Linked DNA regions of Homo sapiens: all the other regions are linked to region 3. The links are chromatin contacts, found by Hi-C or POLR2A ChIA-PET in ENCODE. All regions are on one chromosome and are shown on one strand. Each heading gives the region's core, a stretch centred on a gene start or an enhancer-like site at or near the end of the contact. The rest is flanking DNA. Distances are from core to core; before and after follow the strand shown.

The links. Hi-C counts contacts between places; a loop is a spot of excess contacts on that map. ChIA-PET counts read pairs that join two places held with the same protein, here RNA polymerase II (POLR2A). Pooled maps may share reads with other maps.
Region 1: a pooled map shows a loop between it and region 3 (7-fold over the local background). The contact joins the enhancer-like site here to the promoter of PTGR3 in region 3. A Hi-C loop is called at or near these places in 8 of 50 pooled maps. POLR2A ChIA-PET finds 5 or more read pairs at or near these places in 2 of 52 experiments (CD8-positive, alpha-beta memory T cell and activated T-cell).
Region 2: a loop to region 3 is called in a map of CD8-positive, alpha-beta T cell, with 14 times the contacts of the local background. The contact joins the promoter of ZNF236 here to the promoter of PTGR3 in region 3. A Hi-C loop is called at or near these places in 8 of 168 maps with a recorded cell type or tissue (CD4-positive, alpha-beta T cell, CD4-positive, alpha-beta memory T cell, CD8-positive, alpha-beta T cell and 4 more), 13 of 37 single-sample maps with no recorded cell type and 21 of 50 pooled maps. POLR2A ChIA-PET finds 5 or more read pairs at or near these places in 2 of 52 experiments (B cell and GM12878).
Region 4: a loop to region 3 is called in a map of ovary, with 2.9 times the contacts of the local background. The contact joins the enhancer-like site here to the promoter of PTGR3 in region 3. A Hi-C loop is called at or near these places in 8 of 168 maps with a recorded cell type or tissue (IMR-90, MCF 10A, chondrocyte and 5 more) and 11 of 50 pooled maps. POLR2A ChIA-PET finds 5 or more read pairs at or near these places in 2 of 52 experiments (MCF 10A and common myeloid progenitor, CD34-positive).

Annotation. Positions count from the first base shown.
Region 1 is chr18:77,099,579-77,103,617 of GRCh38, reverse strand. The region is part of intron 2 of MBP (myelin basic protein); the gene reads left to right. Among named protein-coding and RNA genes, the nearest start is that of MBP, 31 kb to the left of the region's middle. RefSeq lists a silencer at 1,378-1,497 and enhancers at 1,788-1,857, 1,948-2,077, 3,181-3,939, 3,742-3,961. Within about 2 kb of position 1,702, at least 38 of the 41 ENCODE cell types and tissues checked have a DNase peak (open chromatin) inside an H3K27ac peak, as active enhancers do.
Region 2 is chr18:76,820,145-76,824,150 of GRCh38, reverse strand. It overlaps ZNF236 (zinc finger protein 236), which reads right to left and starts at 1,594. Exons shown (of 31, transcript NM_001306089.2): 1 at 1,489-1,594. The coding sequence starts at 1,543. ZNF236-DT (ZNF236 divergent transcript) reads left to right here and starts at 1,856. Exons shown (of 3, transcript NR_040024.1): 1 at 1,856-2,135. RefSeq lists silencers at 963-1,702, 1,823-2,012, 3,710-3,789 and enhancers at 2,083-2,192, 2,233-2,312.
Region 3 is chr18:75,207,788-75,211,795 of GRCh38, reverse strand. It overlaps PTGR3 (prostaglandin reductase 3), which reads left to right and starts at 2,657. Exons shown (of 2, transcript NM_175907.6): 1 at 2,657-2,946. The coding sequence starts at 2,738. It overlaps TSHZ1 (teashirt zinc finger homeobox 1), which reads right to left and starts at 999. Exons shown (of 2, transcript NM_001308210.2): 1 at 1-999. RefSeq lists silencers at 1-5, 1,943-2,982, 3,008-3,183 and enhancers at 888-1,182, 2,222-3,152.
Region 4 is chr18:76,263,795-76,267,799 of GRCh38, reverse strand. No RefSeq gene overlaps it. Among named protein-coding and RNA genes, the nearest start is that of LINC01893, 56 kb to the right of the region's middle. RefSeq lists an enhancer at 1,291-1,790. Within about 2 kb of position 1,704, at least 14 of the 41 ENCODE cell types and tissues checked have a DNase peak (open chromatin) inside an H3K27ac peak, as active enhancers do; they include ovary and sigmoid colon, where a contact is called at or near this core.

The sequences.
Region 1 (4,039 bases), core at 453-2,952, 1.9 Mb before region 3:
TCCATGCTGTGTGATTGTTCCCAGAAGTATCAGGAGGTTCTCGGAGAGGGAAGAGATTATGAAATTCCTTTGCTCTGATGCAAAAATACTTTTGATTTTTCAACATTTTTTATTTTTTAAACATACATGTTTTCCCCTCAAGGGAAATTATTCCATTTCGTTGGTACTTTAATTCAACATAAAATTATGTGTCTCCAACTCGAGGCAGATGGTGGTGCACTAGAATGTCCGGCTGCTGAAGATGGGCCGGGGTGAGGGTCAGGGGAACCCCCGACTTACACCCAGATGCTTTAGAAATGTCCGCGGAATTGAACGGAATTGAATTTCAGTCTCCAGACCTCTTCGCTGAGGTCTGTAGTGCGTTTTTATTTAATAGTAATAATAAACTTGGAAGAAATGGGGCCTTCTCTGATTTGTACTTAATTTCTATGTCAGCCACATGAGTAATTTTCCATGATTTGCTTTCAAATCATCCATGGAAGGCGAGTAGGTGACTATATACTGTTCCTGTGTATATTTTATCTTGATTAAAGTGATAAACAGTATTTAGTTTCTTACCTAAGGATTTAGAAAGACTAATTTTATAAATATGTAAATGGTTCTAGTCAATGTTGAATGGGAGGGTGACTCATTATTTTGTTCAGCCCATACTTAAACTGTATTACTGATAATGTCAGCATTATAATTAGCAATAACAACCATAAATGTATTAAGTTACTAATTTATTAAGAACATGGCTTGGATACAGTATCTGCACCAGGAGGATTAAGTTTCACCTAAAGTGAAAGTGGAAAAAACAGCTCTGCTCAGAGGCCTCTAGGCTGTTAACACTGTTGGTATTTTAAGTCTTAGAATGACTGATTTGCAACTCCAGTTTCAAGAAACCTCTCTGTGGTGTACAGTTTCTTTCCTGTTGTTTGACGCTGTAAAACACCCACATATGTTTTTAATTTGTTTAATGCTATCAGAGTAAGATTTTGAGCCATAGCAAAGCCCATGCTGAGGCTTTTGTTTTCTGAAATCTCATGTTTAAAGTTCTGATCATTTAAAAACCTCAAAACTTGGAAATGTTAAAACTATGGTTCCTGTAGGTAGTTTTAAGAAGTAAGAGCTTTTTTTTCTTTCCTTTAAACTTGATGGGAAATATTTTGTGCCCTTCCAAGTACATGTACATGTTCTGTGATGCTGCATAGCTTAGTAGAGCATTAAACTTGAATCACAAAAGAAAACGTGACATGAGCTCCAGCCGTGTCACCTACCACTCTGCACATTTCTGTGTGTGATTCTGGGAGGCATTTTTCCCCCTTATGAGAGAGTCAAGGAAAGTTTCTGTCAGTTTCAGGTGCTGGTTACTGATCTGTCAGCAGGGAGGGCAGCTGCGGTGGGGGCTGCCCGGTCTACCCCACACACTGCCTCTGCCCCACTGCCCGGCCCAGGCTGCTGAGGGCCCCCTCCTTCCCACCCTGCTGCCACCTTCTCCACCTCTCCCCACCCACACTAGATGATTCTTTCCTCTGCTGTCATAGAGCCTGCGGCTGAGTGCTCTGATACAGATCCTGGTGATTTGTTTATCATCCGACTTCTTCCCCTCCTATATCAAGGAGGGAACTTTCCTCTCTCTGATGCCTCCGTCTCTAAGCCTGGAGCATCCCCAGCACATAACTGGCTTACAGATGTTCGAAAGAGTAAATGAATCATACCTATTTCCTAACTTCTTTTTCACATAAAAGCTCAGTTTCCTGAGCAGGCTTTAGGTGCCGTTGGCTGCTGGGGAGGTGGTGGGGAGGCCTCGTCTGTTGCCTGCAGGAGCTTCCAGTCTCCTTTGCAAGTTTTGCCCTCAGTGACTCAGGGCTTTGAAATTTGCTTCTCTCTCATCCCGAATAAGCCACGGCAGGATGTAAGAGGAAGAGAAACTAACTAAAGGGTTAACTGTGGAATGTCTCTGATTGGTGAAAAAAAGACACTTTTCTGGAGTTGCAGTGTTAGTCCACTCATATGGGGTGCAGGTCCCTGGTAACAAGTGGTTGAGCCACCTTCCTGGGCCAGTTGAGGGTCAGAACAGGAGACATCAGATTCAGGCAGAAGCACTCCGCCCATCAGAGGAGTGGGCAGCCTGCCCTCCTGACTCATGATTCACTCATGCGGATGGAGTGTAACTTCCTCCAGGCAGGCGCAGGTTCAGGGCACAGCGCTCCTTCTCAGAAACGAAGAAACTCCTGTTCTGCCTTTGACTCCCTGTGTTTTTTAAGTTGCAGGGAAATTTGGTTTCCAAATGGTCCTGCCTCACTAATTTACCAGCTTTCTATCACTCTGCCCATTTTGTATTTGGTTCTCCATCTTACTACAGAACTTGGCAGAACCCAAGAAGGAAAGGGTGCCAGCTGCCCTGGAGAACCCAGGGACGTGCCTCAATGCCAGGAGAGGGGCAGGGGGCAAGACCCACCCACAGAGGGATGCCCTGTCTTAGGCAGTCTTTGCCTGCCTGGCAGTCCTTGGTCCTTAGGACGTAAGACACTTGGCTTCACTGGCTACTGGAGGAATTCATTCCTTTTTGGCAGTGTGAATCAAAGGGGCTGGGCAGTTACCTTTGGGAGGGTCAGCAAGCGCTCAGAACGTGCCCATGTGCCAGGCTGCTTGTGGCTTTTGTCCCTCAGCTTTCTCTGAATGCTGTGGATCTGCTGAGCTGTGGGCTTACTCTTTGGGGTTTTCTGGTGATAGCTAAGCCTCCTGGGGATGATTCACTACATGTTCAAAACACCAAACGAGGCCAGGTGCGGTGGCCCACACCTGGAATCCCAGCACTGCGGGAGGCTGAAGCAGGCAGATTGCTTGAGCCTAGGAGTTCGAGACCAGCCTGGACAACAAAGTGAGACCTTATCTCTACAAAAAAATCAAAAAATTAGCTGGGCATGGTGCTGTGCACCTACAGTCCCAGCTACTCGGAAAGCTGAGGTGGAAAGATCACCTGAGCCTGGAGAGGTCGAGGCTACGGTGAGCCATGATCACACCACTGCACTCCAGCCTGGGCAACAGAGTAAGACCCTGTCTCAAAAAAAAGAAAAAACCACAAAACACACACACACACACACACACACACACACACACACACCCCAAATTCTATCTAGGCCAGCGCTAACACTGTATTAGTGCCTCCTGTGAGCCAGGGACTTTGCAGACATTGTCTACATTGTATGTTGTATGAGTTCTTGGGGCTGCCATAACAAAATAGCAGACTAGGTGGCTTAAAAGACCGACATTTCTTCTGTCACAGTCCAGAAGACTGGAAATCTGACAGCAAGGTGCCAAGGGTTGGTCTCCTCTGCAGCCTCTCCTTGGCTTGTAGAAAGCATCTTCTCTCTGTGTCCTCCAGTGGTCGTCTCTCTGTGTGTGTCTGTGTCCTAATCTCTGCTTAGAAGGACAGCATCACGTTGGCTCAGGGCCACCCTACTCCAGTGGGACCTCATCTTAATGTCATGGCCTCTTTAAAGGCACCATTTCCAAATGCAGTCACGTTGTGAGGCAGTGAGGTTTAGGACATCCACGTATAGATTCAGGAGGATCACAGTTAAGCTTATCACATGTGTTACTTGATAAACCCCAGCAGCGGCTGCACAATTAGAGTAGAGAAGGAAAGTCCTGGGATTGGCATTTGCCGCCATGTCTGACACCTCCTGGGGAACGGACTCCACACCAGCAGCCACACGCAGTCTCTGCCCTGTCCTCAGGAGACAGCAGACCTGGTTTCCCTTCTGCAGACCCTGGTTGGGCCCTTCCTGTGCAAGGTTCCTTCTTCCTGCCTCCTGCCACAGGCCCCAGCTGGCGGCTCCCCCCAGGGCAGGTGTGCATCTGCAGAGCGCTCATCTCCCACGTGCTGAGTCATGGCTTTGCGCAGCCCTCCCCATACTTAGGACCCTCAAAGGATCATCTTCATTCTCCCAGGCACTGAGTCGCAGAGCTGGGCCGGGCCTGCCCGAGGCCAGGTAGCCAATGGTGGGGAAGCCAGAGAGCAAAGCCAGGCCTGGAGCCCCAGGTGGCACAG
Region 2 (4,006 bases), core at 345-2,844, 1.6 Mb before region 3:
CTCTGGGGCACCTGTGTTGTTTGGTCACAAGCTCTTTAATGAGCCTCAGTTTACTCATCCCCAAGAAAAGGGGAACACTTGAGTCACTAAGCTAAACAGTTAAATAAAAATCAACGGCAGTCAAGGTATAACCCACCGACTCCCATAGGGAGTCCTAGGCGCCCACTCCCCCTTAGAACCCCCTTCAAAACCCTTTCCAAACGCGGAGCGCCGCTCCAGTTGCACGGGTGACCAGGACCAGGGACCAGGCCTGCAGGGGGAGACTCGCGTCCAAGGCCGCACGGGAACCACGGCGCCCGCGAGAAAAAGCGCGGCGCCCCCTACCCCACTGCCCTCGACCTGGGAACCGCGGCACCGGCGAGTGCGCCCCGATCCCCCTGCGCAGGAAAGTCCGTTCCTCAAGCTCCGGGCTGGGGCTTTGGAAGGCAAGTCAATTCCTGACTGCTGGAAGGGCCAGGGTCTGGGGGTGCCCGGTTGTGTGTCTGCCTGCTCTTAAATTCTGGGCCTTTCTCCTTCCTTGGAAAACAAAATCTGAGTTATTTCATGACTTTAGCAAAGTACCATGGAGAATAAATTACTGGGGAAAACACTTCCTGACGCCTACTGTGTGCACGATCTAGCGCTCCCCACATAACACTGATGCCTACTGTATGCACGACCCACAGCGCTCTCCAGAAGCTCCAGGTTCAAGCTACCCGGATCACAATGGTGCCTACTGTTTGCACGACCCACAGCGCTCTCCAGATGCCCAGGGTTCCAGCCCCCCGGATCACAATGGCGCCTACTGTATGCACTACCCACAGCGTCTGCAGAGGCTCAGGGTTCAAGTTCCCGGATCACAATGGCGCCTACTGTATGCACGCCCCACAGCGCGCCCCAGATAACACTGGAGCACACTGTGTGCACGACCCTGCGCTTCCCGGACAACGCTGGCGCCTACTGTGTGCACGACCCCGCGCTCCACGGCCTCCCTGTGGGCCGAGCCCAACGTCCCCGGGGCAGCCGGCGCCGCGCAGGGTCGGGCGGGGGCGCCGTCCGGGAGGAGCCCGGGGCGCGGTATCCGCAGGCCCGGGCTCTGGCCAGGCCGCCTCCCCAGCGCGCCCCGCGGCCCTCCGGCCCCGGGACGGAACACGGGGCGGCCACTTTCCCTCAAGTTCAGCGCGGGCCGCGGCAGGGCCAGCGGGGGCAGGGCGCGCGCAGGAGGCGGCCGCCTGCTCCCTCACCCGCCTCCCGCCTCCCGCCTCAGCCGCCGCCCGGCCCAGGAAAGTAGGCCCAGCGCGCGGAGGGGCCGGGCGGCGACTCGCCCGTATCATTCCGCCCGCGCTGCGGCCCGCCCGGCCAGTCGGCGGCGGCGGCGGCCCGGGTCTGCGCGGCCCCCGCCCCCGCCCCGCCGCTCCCGGCGCCCCCCGCGCCGCATCCGGGGACTGGCAGGGCGCGGGCCCCGCACCGGCCGCCGGCGGGGCGCGAGGGCGCGGCCGCGGGCCTTACCGGAGTCGCCGCGCGCCTTGCTCTCCCTGGGCTTCGGGGGGCGGCCCCGCGGCATCGTCGGCGGCCCGGCTCGCACCCACACCCACTCACACTCACACTCACACTCACACGCGGCGGCGGGGGCGCGCACGCGCGGGCACCGGGGCGGGGGCGCGCCCAGCCGGCGCTAGAGGCGGGCGGAGCTGCCCGGCGGCGGGCGGCCCGGTCCGAGCGCCGCCGGGCTCACGGGGGAAAGGCGCCTGAACGCGCGCACCGGAGCGCTCGAACCGCGCCGGCCTTGGCAGGTTCCATGGCCCGCGGGCCGCGGTGGGGGCGTTGGGCGCGGGCGCGGGCGCGGTGGGGGCGGGGGCGGCGGCGGGGCGCATGCGCGGCGCCGCGGGGCCTTAGCGGACGGAGGGGAGCGCGGGGGTCACCGGGCCGGGCCGGCAGCCCTAGAGCTCGGCCTGGCGGGGACCCTGGGCCAGCCCCGCGCCTCCGTGGCCCGGGCGTCTCGTGCGTGTCCGCGAACTCGCGTGCGCGCGTCACCTCGGACCGCAGCATGGCTCGGAGGGCGGCCCTACTCGCGCCGCCCTAGTGCTGCGAAGGGCCTCGGAGCCCAAACCCGGAACCGCCATCTGGGACTGGGAAGACGACATGGCCAGAAGCCGGTAATGTTCCTTTCCCTGGGGGCAGTGCATTAAAATGGACCATTTCACGTGTGCTGGTCTTGTGTGTTGTTGCCTGCGCTAACTTACACGAAGTGGCAACAGGAACAGGCAGCGCAGCACCCGAGCGCCGGGTGGAGAGGCCGGCCGAGCCCGGGGAAAGCGACCTTACTCTGTCACCTGGGCTGGAGTGCAGTGGCGCAAATTAAAGTGTGCAGTTTGATACATCTTGACACATGTATACACTGTGAAACCATCATCACAATCAACAGTGAAGATGTTCCTCCCGTCTCTCTGTAACCCTTTCCTCTCTCCCTCCTTCCCTCCTCCCCCTCCCACCCATCTGCTTTTTGTCACTATAGTTTGAATTTCCTGGAGTTTTTAAATATCTTTTTATACAGACTGGGTCTCGCTTGCTCTGTCACCCAGGCGGGAGTGCAGTGACACGATCGGGACCCACTGTAGCCTCAAACTCCTGCCCTTAAGCAATCCAACTGCTTCAGCCTCCCGAGTAGCTGAGACTGCAGGTGAGGACCGCCATGTCTAGCTTTTTGTTTTTTTTTAAACATATGGGGTCTCTCTGTGTTGCCCAGCCTGCTCTGGAACTCCTAGCTTCAATTGACCCTCTGCCTCAGCCTCCCAAAGTGTTGGGATTGCAGATGTGAGCCACTGTGCCCAACCTGTTTTTCTTGGTGTTTTATATAAATGGAATTGTATCGCACGTAATCTTTAGGGAAGTGGGGGCTGTTCATTGAGCATAATTATGTTGGAATTCATCTATATATTGATAAATATTTTAAGTGCTTTTTATTGCTGAGCGGTGTCTAGGAGTCATTCTTGCTTACCCTTTCCCACTGCAGCCTTCACTCAATCTCATCAAAGATCTAGCTCCAATATATAAACCAAATCCAAGCCATTCCCACGTATATTACCCCTGAGCCATGCTCTCTCACCTAGATTACAGATACAGCCTAGTACCTGGTCATCCTCCAATCAGTTTTGTCTACAGCCATGCGAGTCTTCTCTCTATGCCTTAAATAAGACAAATGTATTCCAGCTCTTTTGAATATTTCCAATTGTGAAATGTTCCTCTTTATTTCTAATAATGCTTGCTATTGTCAACTTTGCCTCATATGTAAATAACACCACCAGCTTTCTTTCCTGTGTGTACCTTTAGAGTTAAGTGAGTTTAAGAAGTGTGTGTGTGGCCGGGCGCGGTGGCTCACGCCTGTAATGCCAGCACTTTGAGAGGCCGAGGCGGGCGGATTACGAGGTCAGGAGATTGAGACCATCCTGGCTAACACGGTGAAACCCCATCCCTACTAAAAATACAAAAAAAAAAAAAAAAAAAACTTGGCCGGGCGTGGTGGCGGGCGTCTGTATTCCCAGCTACTCGGGAGGCTGAGGCAGGAGAATGGCGTGAACCCGGGAGGCGGAGCTTGCAGTGAGCCGAGATCCCGCCACTGCACTCCAGCCTGGGCGACAGAGCGAGACTCCGTCTCAAAAAAAGAAGTGTGTGTGTATGATGTTTGTTTGTTTGTTTGTTTTTAAGACAGGGTCAGGCTCTGTTGCCCCGGCTGGAATGCGGTGACGCTGTCTCTGCCTACTGCACTCTCTGCCTCCCCGGCTCAAGTGATCCTCCCACCTCAGCACCCCAAGTAGCTGGGACTGTAGGTGCTCACCACTATGCCTAGCTAATTTTTTGTGGACATGGGGTTTCACCATTTTGCCCAGGCTAGTGTCAATCTCCTGAGTTTACCTGGCTTCCCAAAGTGCTGAGATTACAGGCATGAGCCACCGGACCTGGCCAAGTATTTTTTTTTAAATCCAATTTGATAATCTTTATCTTGAATGAGAGTGGTGGCTCCCAAATT
Region 3 (4,008 bases), core at 1,408-3,907:
CAACTCCGCGGCGCGCCCAACTTTGGCCTCGTCCCCGCGGGCTCCGGGCTCCGGGCGCGCCGCGGACCGCGGGGAGCCGCTCGCATGGACCGCCGCGCCCGGGGCCGCTCAGGAGGCGGCGGCGGCGGCCGCGCGGCCCGCTTCCCGGCGCCGGGCTGCGGGCGGAGCGCGCGGGGCCTGGGCGCCGAGCCCGGAGTCATCCCCGGCGCGGGCCGCGGGCGCAGCAGCGGGCGCTCGGCGGGCCGGCCCGCGGCCCGCGCTCCATGCTGCCGCCTCCCCGCCGCCGCGCTGCTGCTGGGCGGGCGCTCCTCCCGGCGCGCCGCTCCGGGCGCTCCCCTGCGCCTTCTTCCGCGAGCCGAGAGTCGCCGAGCGCAACTTTCTCTCCCCCTCTCTCCTCGCTGTTTGGGGGTCGCGGCGAGTGTTTTTAGTGCGCGGGTCGCAGCTTTCTCATTGTGCGCCAGCGAGGCCGATGCAGGCTGTCCTTTTCCTCCCCGCACTTAGTCTAAGAGGAAGAAAGCAAACAAGACAGAGGAGTGAAGCCCCCGTACATACATGCGCCGGGGGGAGATGTCAGGCGCTGCTCCACCTTCCAAACAGTCACAGATCAAACAGTGTCACCCCGCCGGAGCGCCACTTGGTGCCCCGCGCTTCCACCCGGGGGGCTTGGCCGCCAGGATCGCCGCTTCTTCCAATGCGAAATCTAATGCAAACACATTTTGATCATGGATTTTTGGCCGGTCTTGATCTTCCAACAGAAAAAAATTTGAAAAATACACAAAAAGCACCCCCCCCTCCAAGAAAAAAAAAAGGCAACAACAACCCGGAGAGTGTGTGCAAAGGGGGTGAAGAGCAGACATTCACTGGGTGGGCGAGATGAGCGTGGACTGTCCCCCCCCCCCTCAAACTCCTGGGAGAGAGGGAGATGCACTCTCGCTCTCTCCTCTTTTCAGTGAAATATAACACACATTCGGATCGCAGAGCTTTCAGACAGTCTCAACTGATAGACAGACACATCGAGCTGCTTTTCCTGCTTCAGTTTTTACTCCTCCTCCTCTCGCCAACGTCACCCTGACAATTACAAATAGGTCTCTCACAAACCATACCTGTCAATCTTTTTAATTGCTTTGTTTTCTTTTTTTCGGAGCTAAACAATATGACAAAAAAAAGAAATCTTAATACAGCATAACATAAAAGATTGTACATTGGAGGAATTCATTCAGTGTTGTTATTGTAACCCACTGGCTGATACCGGGTAAAACCCATATGCTCTAAGTTAAGTAGACATTAGTTCCTGCAGATTTTTAAACCTGTTAGTTCCCCCCCAACACACACACATACACATACACACACTTGCACATTCATACACACGCAACCACGTGCATCCAAACTACCCTTGGGTGAAGCATGTCCTACATTTGGGGGGAAAAATATCTGTGTCGCTTTTGCAATCTCAGGTTGGGGGGTTAGATTTGGCTGGGGAGGAGCCCAGAGTAGCTTTTATATTTTGGTAATTCGTGGGTAACTGAAAAGCAAGATATTTTTAAAATTAAATTTTACAATTTAAATAAAAATGTAAAGATGGACTTAGTTCATCACAGAAAAGTGTGGAAATATTTAATTTGGCCCCTCTATAAAAAGTGAATTGACATTTGGTCCATGCACGCCAGTAGGGAGAAAACGGACACGATGGAACGACAGATCTTTCTAGCTGGGTTCGAAAATGAGGTCCTCACACAGCAGTGCAACGTCTCCAATTCAGTTAAGTCCCTCGGCATCCCCACGTAGAACTTTAAAATGTGTCTGTGCTCTGGGAATTTGGCCTTCTGGTTTTCTATATGTGTGTTCTCTCCCAATGGGAAACCTGTAACAGTCTTGTAGATCTACTTAAAACATTCATGGAAAAACATGAAATCTAGGCCAAAATAAATAAAATGGCTTAGTTCCTGCAACTTGCATGGGACAGACCGTGGACAGAAAGCACGCGCAAGGGGTTCCGGGGACAGGAAGCCACCAGCCTGGGGAGCGGGAGGCACTGGACATTTCCCCGCCCCGCGGTCGGTACGGGTGCGCGTGCGGCAGCGGCGGCAGGGGCTCCCCGCCCTGCCCGGGGTCCCCGGTCGTGCCCCGCCGCCCGGGCCGCGCTCGGGGTTGATTCGTACCACCTTGCAAGGAAGTGAACGCTTCGCACGGGAAGGGGAGGCGCCTGCGCCGGCCGCCGCGCAGCTCCGGGGACGCCCGGGGCTGCCGCCGGCTCGGGGCCGCAGACGACCGCGGGACGCGCGAGTCCCCCGTCCCCCCTTGCCCGCCGTCCCCCCCGCCACCCTTGCCCGAGAGGAGTCAAATCCGGCTTTTAGAGCTCGGGGAGGGTGGGGATATCCGGTGCCTCTCCCGCGCCAGGAGGAAGGGGGAGGGCGGAGAGGATCCTTGGCCAGTCTGCGCCGAGCAGATTCAAACCAAAACAAAAAGATTAAAGGAGCAGCGGCCGGGGCGGCAGCGGTCCCCAGGCCGGGACACCCGGGGTGGTGCGCCCGGGTTCGCGGGGGCTGCGCCGGCGCCGGGGAGGCGGGGGGAGCGGGAGCGGGCGACGCGGGGAAGGGGGGAGCCAGGGGGAGGGCGCCGGCCGGAGGAGGGGCGGACCCGCCCGCCCTAGCCGAGCAGAGCACAGCCGAGCCGAGCGGCCCGGGCGGGGGCCGACCCCGGCCAGCGTCGGCGCAGAGAGCGGGCGGAGGCGCAGGCCATGCTGCGGCTGGTGCCCACCGGGGCCCGGGCCATCGTGGACATGTCGTACGCCCGCCACTTCCTGGACTTCCAGGGCTCCGCCATTCCCCAAGCCATGCAGAAGCTGGTGGTGACCCGGCTGAGCCCCAACTTCCGCGAGGCCGTCACCCTGAGCCGGGACTGCCCGGTGCCGCTCCCCGGGGACGGAGACCTCCTCGTCCGGAACCGGTGAGCCCGGCGCCCCCCAACCCCACGCCCCCGTTCTCGCCCCGGGCTCGCGCCGCGCCGCGCCGCTCCCGCAGTCCCCAGCCCGCCCGCGTGCCCACACTCCGGCGCGCGCTCGGGCGCACAGCCTGAGTTTGCGAGATCCCGGGAAGTTGAACCCGCCGCCATCTGGCGAAGGCGAATGTGATGTGACTGTTGCTGGTGTGAATATCCGATGCCACCGAACGTCCTCATAACTGAGGGTTATTTTAATTTGGGATTCCCCTCCCCTCCTCCAGCCCTCCCTCCTCCCCCTCCCGCTCCCGAAATAAAACCGACGGGACCCAGAAGGGGAGGCTCCCCGCCGGGCCGCCCGCGCGCACCCACAGTTCCTGCGTTGACATAATCTTTAGGGTGGAGCGGGAGCAGCCTGGACGCAAACTGCGACGTTTAGGTAAACGTGCTTCGGAGGAAGGAGGCTGGGACCCGGCTGGCTTTCCCTGTTCCCTCCAGGTTGGCAGCCGCCTCGCAGTGGCGGAGCCTGTCGTTGGATGTGTGGGTGTGCACCTCGCCGGTGTTGTCTGCGTGCTGTCAGTGCAGTGTGACTGTTGTCTGTCCCCTGAGTGTTAACGACCGCCGCGTGGCGCGTGTCCCGGGCAGCTGGGCCAGGGTCGGGGTGGGGGCATGGCTGCCTTTGCCGGCACGTTTTGCAGACATTCAGGTGACACCGGGTTGTTGCGAGACCTTCTGGCTTTTCCATTCCCCGCGCTCCCCACCGTCGTGTTTCCGCCTCACTCATCTTTAGTAACTGGCGAAGCAACAGGGAGGAAACGGACCTCACTCTTTATCGGAGCCATGCCCGCTTAGGTCTTTGCTCCGTGGGTCCCTGGCTGCCCGACTTGACTGGCAAGGCGCTCCTCTATGCCCTCTGCAGAGGCCTGCAAAGTCCCATCGAAATGTTTACGGTGCTGCATGTGTCAAGTTGAATAATAATATCGAAAGGGAGGAGTAAGTTCTGACTGTAACTATGTTGTAAATTGTGTACTAGAAAGTACCGTAAAGTCCCTTGCACGGACTGAAGGACAA
Region 4 (4,005 bases), core at 455-2,954, 1.1 Mb before region 3:
AATGGTGCGATCTCAGCTCACTGCAACCTTTGCCTCCTGGGTTCAAGTGATTCTTGTGCCTCAGCCTCCTGAGTAGCTGGGATTACAGGTGTGTGCCACCATGCCCGGTTAAGTTTTGTATTTTTAGTAGAGACGGTTTCACCATGTTGGCCAGGCTTGACCACAAGTGATCCTCCTACCTTGGCCACAAGTGATCCGCCTACCTTGGCCTTGCAAAGTGTTGGGTTTACAGGCGGGAGCCACTGTGCCCGGCTTTACATTTACTTTTTCATGGGCCCTTTGGTTTCCTTGACTTGTGGCACTCCACACCTTTTGTTGGGAGTGTGACAGACAGTGTTCACTGAGCACCCAGGGCCCTGGCCCCACATCAGATCTGTAATGTTTGATCATCCAAGTCACTTGCCCTCTGAAGACCTCTCTGATGCCTTTGCCCCTCACAGTTGCTCTCATTGACTTCACCATCCTGGCCAGTACTTCCTACTGGCATCCATTGGCTTCCGTTTTTAATTGCATGTGTCACGTTTTTGGTAATTTATTATATAGAATTATTGCTTCCACTAATGGTTCTTGAGGGCTCTTTGGCCTCTATCAAGAACATTCTTTTGTTTTGTTTATGGACAGAGACTATGCCCTAGGCTTCTACAGCTCTTGGTGGCTAACCCTCTTTGACCTATAGAAGGTGCATGGGAAACACTTCCAAAAGGGACACAGAATTCATTCGGAAACTCGGCTCCTGTCCAGGAGGTTTGAAGAGAAGTGTGGGTGCTCAGTGAGGTAGGCTGATGAGCCAGGGCCTAATGGAAGCCTTTGTGCAATGGAAGCATTTCTACAATCATTAGGCTTCTCTTACCACGCAATGCCATCAGCAACATTTGAAGAACTCAGACTCATGTGAATTCTGGATCCTCCAAAGACACATGCAGGGGCAACACTACTCCTCCAGTGAGTGCCACTTGTGCTGCCACATGAGCAAAAATTGACCGGGGACGCTCCGCTGTTCTCTGCCCTGAGCTGCGCCATCGTTGGCACCTGCCCCAGGCTTTCCCGTGAAGTCCTTTTGTCAGTTCCCTAATTCTTCCTTGCTCTTCCTTGAACATTTCCAGTTTGAACATATATAGTAAAAACTAAGATTTCTTTTCTACATACAGGTTTTGTTTGTTCCTTTACAGGTAAAAATTAAAGAATTAAGCTGGACACGAAAATCCTAATCATATGAGCGTGTTCCCTTCCCTTCCCTTCCTCCCTCCCTTCCTTAAAAAGAATTAAGCTGGATATGGAAATACCAATCATATGAGAGTGTTTCCTCCCTCCCCCTTCCCTTCCCTTCTCCTTCCTTCCTTTCCTTTCTTCCTCCCTCCCTTCCTTCTCCTTCCTCTTCCTTCCTTCCTTTCCTTCCTCCCTCCCTTCCTTCTCCTTCCTCTTCCTTCCTCCCTCCCCTTCTTCTCCTTCCTTCCTTTCCTTCCTTCCTCCCTCCCTTCCTTCTCCTTCCTTCCTTCTTTCCTTTCTTCCTTCTTTGCATCCTCCCTCCCTCTCTCCCTCCCTTCCTTCCTCCTTTTCTCTGTCCCTCCTTTTTCTTTTCTTTCTTCTTCTGCTTGTTTTTGCCAGACGTAGATGAAACAGAAAGTAACTGGAAATTTCATAAGCCTCTGATTTCCTGATCTCAGTAACAAATCATGCGGTGCTCTCCGGCTTCTCGGGGAGGAGGCTGGAGCCTGGGCTGCCCCTCCGCCCTGCCTGAGAGCTGCTGGACTGTGCTTCCTGGAGACGGCCTTAGCGAGGGGCTGACTGAAGCTGGGCCCTGGCCCATGTTTCTGTGGGTGCGGGGGGCCTGGGCGGTGGCATTGCCCAGCCAGTGGCCCAGCTTCAGCTTGCTTCCTGGGATTTCACAGGATTTCTGTTCTAAACATGACCATAGGTAGCACAATAAGCATTATTTCCCCCTTGGAAAACTCCTTGCCTCCACCCTCCCCTCTGCCTGCCCCTGCTCCCAAGCAATCATCCTGTGAGTCTCTGCTAATGGTGCTTCAGAGAAAGATCAAAGTTTCACAGATAAGTGTTCTTTTACACAATGTTCCTGACACTCCATTTGGTAAACAGGAATTTTTTTTTTTTTTTTTTTTTTTTTTTTTTTTGCTTAAAAGAACATATAAGCATGCCAAGTGAGATGGATCTCTTGCATTTTCTCATCTTTGACTGCAGTACTTGTGCAGAGTCCAATCCTAGCACTGCCCCAAAACAACCAAACTTGGCCTGTTTTGCACATGGAGAAAAAAAGTTTGTAGAAAAATGTAAGAAATAATGCCAAATGGAAGCTGGAGGCTGGTAAGCATCTCAGACGTCCATCTCTGGCATTGGATGGCAGTCTTGTTTTCTCTTTAAATAATGTTTTTGAAATAACCTCTTACAAAACTTCTTTCTGCTCAGTGCCTTCCTAACAAATAAGGGAATACTGTCCCCCATCTCTGACCTTTCTTCACAAAAGAAAATGCCCGATAAACAAAAACACAAAACAAAAGGGGACTTAAGTCCCCCATAGTTCCTGTTACAGCTTCTCCAAAAATATGGGCTCATCAGCAACACAGATATAAAACCAAAGGCTCCATTTAACACCGTGAGGATGGATCTTTAGGATCTTTCCTTTCTTTTCTTGGTAATTGCAAACAGATTGTGATGACTGTCGGGAACGGAGGCTTTTTCTTCCCAGGCGTGGTGATGGCCGAGCCTGAGAGCCTGTGAGATAGTTGTGAGCTGACGAGGGGCTCTTGAGCAGGCTGGAGTGCGCTGTCTACGCAGTCACCACCTGATGCCCTATTTTCAGGAACGTGTGTGTGTTTACTTTGTACAACAGCAGGCAGCGTCCCTGACTTTGGGTGAAATGGCCATTTCAGGTACTACAGGGCAGATATTTGTCCTCACCTTTGTTTCTCCTGGGCCTCCATGGGGATGCTGTGGACAGGGTGCTGGGATGAAAAGCATTCTGCAAGACGCGTGCTCGTCCATCTGATCTCCTGCCCTCCTGGGCGCTCTGGGAAACTCCCTTGGTTTTCTTCTTGCCTGACTGGCAGCAGTTTTGAAGACTTTGCTTTCTAAACCTTGGGACAGGACTTTGCTCCCTAGAACGGAGAGCCTTAGGAAGAGGACTTCCTGAGGGGACGGCACAGGAGATGGAGGTTCAAAGGCCCAACTGGTGCATCCACCACGTCCGCCTCTCAGGATGCCTGCCTTGCCCTCTGCCCTGCCCTCCACCCTGCCCTCCGCCCTGATGCCTGTTACTTCCCTGCCACCAGAAGTTGCCAAGATGGGCTGAAGCAGCTGGAGCAGCTGAATGGAGGACAAGCCTCTTCATTCCTTCACTGATCCATTACCGGGATGTTTAAATGCTTTCTGAATCTCCTTGGCCCAGTTCTGGTCGCTTAGGAACAGAAAAGCGTTGCTTTTAGCCCGCTGCATTTAACTTCCGTTACTCTTTGCACGAGTCTTTTGTATGTTTGCCAAAGAGGGAAGTTCTGACACGTTAGTGTGGTTTGCACAGCCTTTTGGAGGTGCAGTGTTTCATACAATGTGAATTTCTAAAATTCCGAAGTGTGACACGCCCCCTTACCTTATTCTTATGTGTGTAATTAAGGCCTAGCAGTGACACTTTAAGATAGGAGACATGCCCTGTCAGACAGATTTTTGAATGTTTCAAAGTTGTTACTGCACCCACTATATATTAATATATTCCAGGGCTTGGTTCCTGCAAGATCTGATTCATTCACTTCTATGTCCAAGACCTGATTCCTCTATTCTGCATTAAAATTTTTCATTAAAAAAAAAATCAAAGAGCAAAGTTGCTGAGTGAGCAAAGGACGGATTGGCCTCTCAGCACTGGGACTCCCTACAGACCAGCTCGCTGCCCTAAGAAAAATGAGTCGATGGGCCCAGCTCAGTCCCTAATGAACGGCAGTAGATCACATCACAAAAACTAGACACGCATAATTTGGCACCATTGACAGCAGCCTCCCC